Regions from separate parts of the Homo sapiens genome. Here region 2 is linked to region 1. Evidence: read pairs that join two places in POLR2A ChIA-PET (ENCODE). Cell type or tissue: HepG2. All regions are shown on one strand. Links, peaks and the distances in the headings refer to the core of each region. The heading gives the core; the rest is flanking DNA. Region 1 overlaps UGGT1 (UDP-glucose glycoprotein glucosyltransferase 1). Region 2 has its middle 58 kb from the start of HS6ST1.

Region 1 (2,913 bases), core at 114-2,613:
GACTCATTGAATCGTGCTTCTGGTTTCACTGCACAGTTGAGTTTGCGGCTCTTTGCCTATGTTGCAAGCTGAAAATGGGGTTCATCTAATTAAAAGAGGTTGCTGTCTCCTCACATAAGGTTATGATGTGAATGTCCTGGCGAAGATACTTCTATTGAATCCTTCTAGACTCTGGGTGGGGTTGTGCCTGTTTGTGAGAGAATTGATTGATAATTCCCTATTGATGACAGGCTCACAGTGTATATCCAGTGAGAGGCAGTTTTATGCCTGTGAGACATACTGGGAGTAAGGTTTATCACATTTGATTGCAGGTTCAGAAGAAGGCAGATATGGTGAACGAAGACTTGCTGAGTGATGGAACGAGTGAGAATGAATCTGGATTTTGGGATTCCTTCAAATGGTAAGTTGACATTGTAAGAGTTATGTTTTTAAGGAAAAACTGAGATATAAGCACCATCCATCCCTCCTTTTTGCATCTTGTGATTCTGTCTGGGCCTTTCACATTCTACTTTGTGCAGCTACATCTCACACTTATATTTGGCATAGATGAGTATTTTCCACTCGATTGATCCAAAAGAGGTTCATGTCTCCTAGTGGGGAAGTTACTTCTGCTCCATACTTTGTGACTCTCATTGCCTGTACCTGCTCTTTGGAAATTTGACTGCTCCCTGCTCAGTTTACTTCCCGTTGTGTAAGTTGCATTCTGGTGCAGCCTGTGTTCAGTCTCTTCCTAAAACAACACTGTCGGAGAGTGAACATTCTTTTTGTAGGTTGGTTTTGTCAGTCTTGTGGTCTCTCCAGGGTGTGAGGGAAGCTTCATAACCACTCCTGCTGCAGCTCACCCGCTAGGGAAGGATGGGAAGCGCAGTCTCTTTCCTCTTACTTTCAAAGGCCGTGTGTCTGTATGAGTGTTTCAAGTGGTCTTTTTTTTACCCTTATTGTTATAGGGGCTTTACAGGACAGAAGACTGAGGAAGTGAAGCAAGATAAAGATGACATAATTAATATTTTCTCCGTTGCATCTGGTCATCTCTACGAAAGATTTCTTCGGTCAGTCTTGTTGATTATTTCATTATATATGATGAATGAATTGGTCAGTGTTCTTATTTAGAGAGGAAAGGTTTTGTGGGATTCTGCTCATTATACTCCTGTGTCTTTGAAGCACTCTGAGCATTGTGACTGGCTTGCCATTTATCATTGGATTTGTTTTGATCCCGCCGTCTCTGTGAAGTTGAACTATGTAGTGAGTGCTTCTGGATATTACAAGGCTGCAGCCCTTTAACGTCACTGTACACATTCATAGACTGTACTGTTTACTGCCTGCCAAACATTGCTTAACCCAGAGATTAGGAGGTTGACATAGAGAATAGAATCAGAACAGAACCATGGAATACTTCACTGCCTTGTAAAGATTCACAGGATTTTAGAGCCAGGAGAGAGCTTAGTTCTTACATGTGAACACTTCTGTTTTATAAACAGGCTGAGGCCCCGAGTGTGAAGGGACTTGTCTAAGGTCACACAGCTACAGCCAGAAGAGGCCACGGGCTAGGGCTGCCTGATGTAGTGGTCACCAGAGGCACTGTCAGGAAGGCCTGAGAGTCACTTTTCTCATTGCCAGGGCTCTGTTCACTCTTAATTTTTCACTACAGATCTAGTATAGAAAATCAAAATGTCATTTGTCTCATTTTTAGCCCTCTTATTTCCAAGAAATAATATCCTACCTAAAATAGTGACAATAATAACAACCGAATTTGGTTAAATTCCTCCATTCAAAAATGTGGTTTTGTTTTCTGAGTAAGGAGGCCGGAGCTGGTAGCCTTCCTCTCTAAAGCAGGGCCTCTGTGTAGGCTGCAGGAGGCGCTGTGGTTACACATTCTTCCCTTAGCACCAGATGCTGATGTCATGTGACAGGAGTTTTGGGGAGTGATGTCAGTTACCCCGATTTCCAGGGTTCATCTGGACCATAACTAATATATCAGTTCATGAAGCAGTTTATTTAGAGGTGTAACAGAATTAAAACATTTGCCTCTGTCAGTTAAGTGTAGTTTTATAGGTGAGGAATGCCCCTTCTCTTTAGTGATAACTTCATAAGTTGGAGTAAGTACAATTTTTCATTTTCCATCACTGAGCGTCTCCCTCGGCCTAATTGAGCCATTAGTTAGCTCTGCCGTAAAGAGCATTTAGGTGTCTCGTGATTGACTCTACATAATGTTGAGGTTAAATAACATTGGAAAGCTGTTATTAATTACCTGCTTTTGTTTGGCAGCATAATGATGCTATCCGTGCTGAAGAATACCAAGACTCCTGTGAAATTCTGGTTCTTGAAGAATTACTTGTCCCCCACATTTAAGGTTTGTTTCACAGAGAAAGGGAAAACATTCTTATTAAGGAGATATTTACTGTATATTTTTCATGACTTTTGTTTTATCTGTATACTTTAGCAAATTTTCCATTTACTAAGATACCCTAATTTGGTTGCATATTTTTATTTTGATTATTCTTCCAGATTGGTCTATTTGAAGGAAACAGTTAAATTGTGTTTAAAAACTTGGATGATATGGTAGGAGAGTCTTTTGTTGTTGTTATTATTAGCAGTGTCTTACTGAGATAACGTTTCCTTCCTCTGAAGCCTGCATGCTTGCTTTAATTTAGAAAGCACAGCGATGGTTTACATTGAAGAGAATGATTGGTGTTAGCATGAACCACTCCTAGATGATGTATGGAAGTAGTGCTTCCTCTGTGCAAAACAAAACACGTACTTGGAATGTTTTCTGCATTACTTATATCAGTCAGTATTTGTCATCTAAGTTGATTTATTTGCATCCTTTTTTTTTCTTGTAGAATTTACTAAGTGACTTTTAATATATTCAATAACCATTCTCCTTGATAAGCACTTTACTGCTGGCGCCTAAAG
Region 2 (2,913 bases), core at 171-2,670, 82 kb after region 1:
AACACTTCCACATAAATGAAGCCAGGAACAGCAGCAGTGTCTTGAGTAGTTGGTGGAAAGAAGGTGTTGTTACATGGGCTGCAGCCTCCAGCTATGCTCTTTGCAGGAATTTGATCTTTAGTGGCCGGACCATTGTTAGCATTAGGTTCAGCTGAGAGTGACAGAAACCCCAAGCAACAGTGGCCTTAACAAGGTACACATTTCTTTCTTTCTTTCTTTTTTTTTTTTAGACGGAGTTTCACTCTGTTACCCAGCCTGGAGTGCAGTGGTGCAATCTCGGCTTACTGCAACCTCTGCCTCCTGAGTTCAAGCAATTCTCCTGCCTCAGCCTCCTGAGTAGCTGGGACTACAGGTGCCCACTACCACGCCCAGCTAATTTTTGTAGTTTTAGTAGAGACGGGGTTTTACCATATTGGTCAGGTTCTTAACTCCTGACCTCAGGTGATCCACCTGCCTTGGCCTCCCAAAGTGCTGGGATTACAGATGTGAGCCACTGCACCCGGCCAGAACACACTTATTTCTATTTTACATGGATAAAGTCTTAAGGTAGGCATCCCAAAGCTATTAGGGTGGTTCCACAATCATCAAGGACCTATCTTGTTGCTCGACCACCCTCACCACATGGCATCTACTTCATGGTCCAACATGGCTGCTTGAGCTCCAGCCATTACATCCTCATTGTAGCCATTCAGTAGGAGAAAGGGAGGAAGTTGCTTCTGTTTCAGGATTGTCTCCCAAAGCTGCAAGGAACATTTCCTCTTGCAAACTGTTGGCCACAGGGTGTAGTGACAGCACATGTCATTGTAAAGGGGGCTGGGAAGTGTAGTCTTGATTCTGGCTTGCTGTGTCACCGCTGATATGTAGTGGTTCTACTACTAAGGAAGGAGAGGAGAACAACTACCAAGGCACAGCTAGCAGGCTCTGCCACGATGCCTGAGTTTCAGATCTTCCAGGTAGAAAAACCCCTGCCCTCATGGAGTGCCCGCTGGAAAGGGACCGACTTCAGGCCACTTCCCGAGCGGCACTTCTCGGCAGATCCCAGAAGCAGCAGCCAGGCTGTGCAGGGCCGCTTCCTAAGCAAGGGCGTGAGTCACACAAGCGGCCTTTGTTAGCTCAGCCAGCTCTCCTGGAAGTCCTTCTCCCAGAGCCGAGGGCCCCTTCCAGCTCTTGCTGTGCCTGAGGCATCATCAGGCGGTGCTGCCCGGAGAGGACGCTGTGCAGCAGTGGGCCCACCCGCTCAGCCCTCACGAGCAACGTTGCCTGGTGCTCCCCGGGTTGGGACCCGGGCCTTCTCGGCTTCTGGGGCTGGGCGGGCACCGCAGGGAACAAAGAAGCATTCCTGAGCCTGAGCCACACGGCTCCAGGCTGACTCCCTGGAGTCTTGGAGAGGCTTGTCTTGAATGCCTGGCTTTTTGTTTGAGAAAGAAAAGTGTTTTCCAAAGTCCCCAGGCTTCCTCTTGCATAGAAATCACAGGGCTCCGAGGAGCCACAGAGCAGGGTGGGAGGACAGGGCAGTCAGGACGCCCTGTCGCAGGGGACAGTGAGAAGGTGCAAGGGGTGGGGAAGTCTCGGGGCACAGGTGAAAGGGAAGACACCCCACCTCAGCCCTCCATGGCTGTGGCCTCTGCTGGGACCGGGCGCTGGGAGATGGGCTGTGGCGCCCACCTGGAATCCTGCGAGGGGCGTCTGGCAGGCCTGGCTGGGTGCAGTGCAGTAGACACGGCAGTGGGCGCTCAGACACGGTTGGGGTGCGAGGGGGACCTGGGGCTGAGGTGGGGGCTCAGGGCAGGGCATCCATTAGAGGGGACAGACTGGGCCCCAGAAGGGGTCTCTGTGTCTCGCCCGAGCCAAGAGACTAGACTCTGAGTTCCTGCCGCCCTGGACACCCCTGCAGTGGAGCTGCTGAAGGCAGAAGCTGGCGGTCCTGGCGAGACCAATGATCCCTCTACAAGGTGGGGTGAGGGGGACCATGTGTGAGCGCCCTGTCCCTGCTAGGGGACGAGTGGCTTAACAGGATGTAAGTAGTTTCTTTAAAGAGGCCACGTTTTGGGCAAGTCTGGGCAGTGCTGAATGAATTCAGACCCTCCTCTGGGTCTGCCCCAGGAGCCCAAGTCCCCCCTGAAGCCCGAGGCCCGGGGCTGAGCTGGGAGTGTTGGTGCAGACAGAGCTGGAGGCCAGTGAAAGGCAGCAGGGAGCAGGGCCGGCAGGAGGGAGGCAGACAGGTGTCCTCTCAGCGTGGGGCTGGGAGCAGGATGGCAGGGCCGGGCAGGGCTGCATGGAAAACGGTCATGGCCCTTTGGGGGAAAGAAAGGGGAGAGAGAGGGACAGTGTGTGGGTGTGCCCACAGGAGAGGCTGGGCCCACATGGTTTTGCTGGGCAGCGGCAAGGCAGTGGGTGGGGCCAGGATTCCGTGCTTTCAACAAGCCCCCAGGTGGCTCATTTGTGGTCAGTGTTTTGTCCGCCTTTGTGGGCAGGTGTGGGGCCAGGCCTGGCTCCCCCGATGCAGCCAGATCCTCACAGCAGCCTTTCCATTTCTTTTTTTTATTTTTTTGAGACGAAGTCTGTTGCCAGGCTGGAGTGCAGTGACGTGATCTTGGCTCACTGCAACCTCCGCCTCCTGGGTTCAAGTGATCTCCTGCCTCAGCCTCCCGAGTAGCTGGTATGACAGGTGCCCGCCACCACTCCTGGCTAATTTTTAATATTTTTAGTAGAGGTGGGGTTTTGCCATGTTGGCCAGGCTGGTTTCGAACTCCTGGCCTCAGATGACCCGCCTGCCTCGGCCTCCCAAAGTGCTGATATTACAGGCGTGAGCCACCACACCTGGCCCAGCCTTCCCATTTCACAGAGAAGGAAATGGAGGCACAGGAGCAAACAGCAGCCAGTGGTCCACTTGGAACCCAAGACCTCATCTGA

What was found. Peaks named below come from ENCODE experiments on the same cell type or tissue, not always from the same donor. Only the 100,000 strongest peaks of a DNase experiment are listed, where the experiment ranks them.
Region 2: POLR2A ChIA-PET joins it to region 1 with 5 read pairs; 2 of 35 experiments call an interaction of 5 or more read pairs at or near these places.

Annotation. Positions count from the first base shown.
Region 1 is chr2:128,177,521-128,180,433 of GRCh38, forward strand. It overlaps UGGT1 (UDP-glucose glycoprotein glucosyltransferase 1), which reads left to right. Exons shown (of 41, transcript NM_020120.4): 33 at 312-400; 34 at 948-1,049; 35 at 2,266-2,350. Among named protein-coding and RNA genes, the nearest start is that of UGGT1, 88 kb to the left of the region's middle. RefSeq lists an enhancer at 1,715-2,009. In HepG2, for the core only: a CTCF peak has its summit at 1,858 (motif pointing right); DNase peaks (open chromatin) are centred at 851, 1,291 and 1,861; H3K4me3 peaks cover 492 bases.
Region 2 is chr2:128,259,697-128,262,609 of GRCh38, forward strand. No RefSeq gene overlaps it. Among named protein-coding and RNA genes, the nearest start is that of HS6ST1, 58 kb to the right of the region's middle. RefSeq lists a silencer at 959-1,253 and enhancers at 1,151-1,721, 2,293-2,862, 2,877-2,913. In HepG2, for the core only: no CTCF peak of the experiment used is centred there; a DNase peak (open chromatin) is centred at 1,115; H3K4me3 peaks cover 947 bases.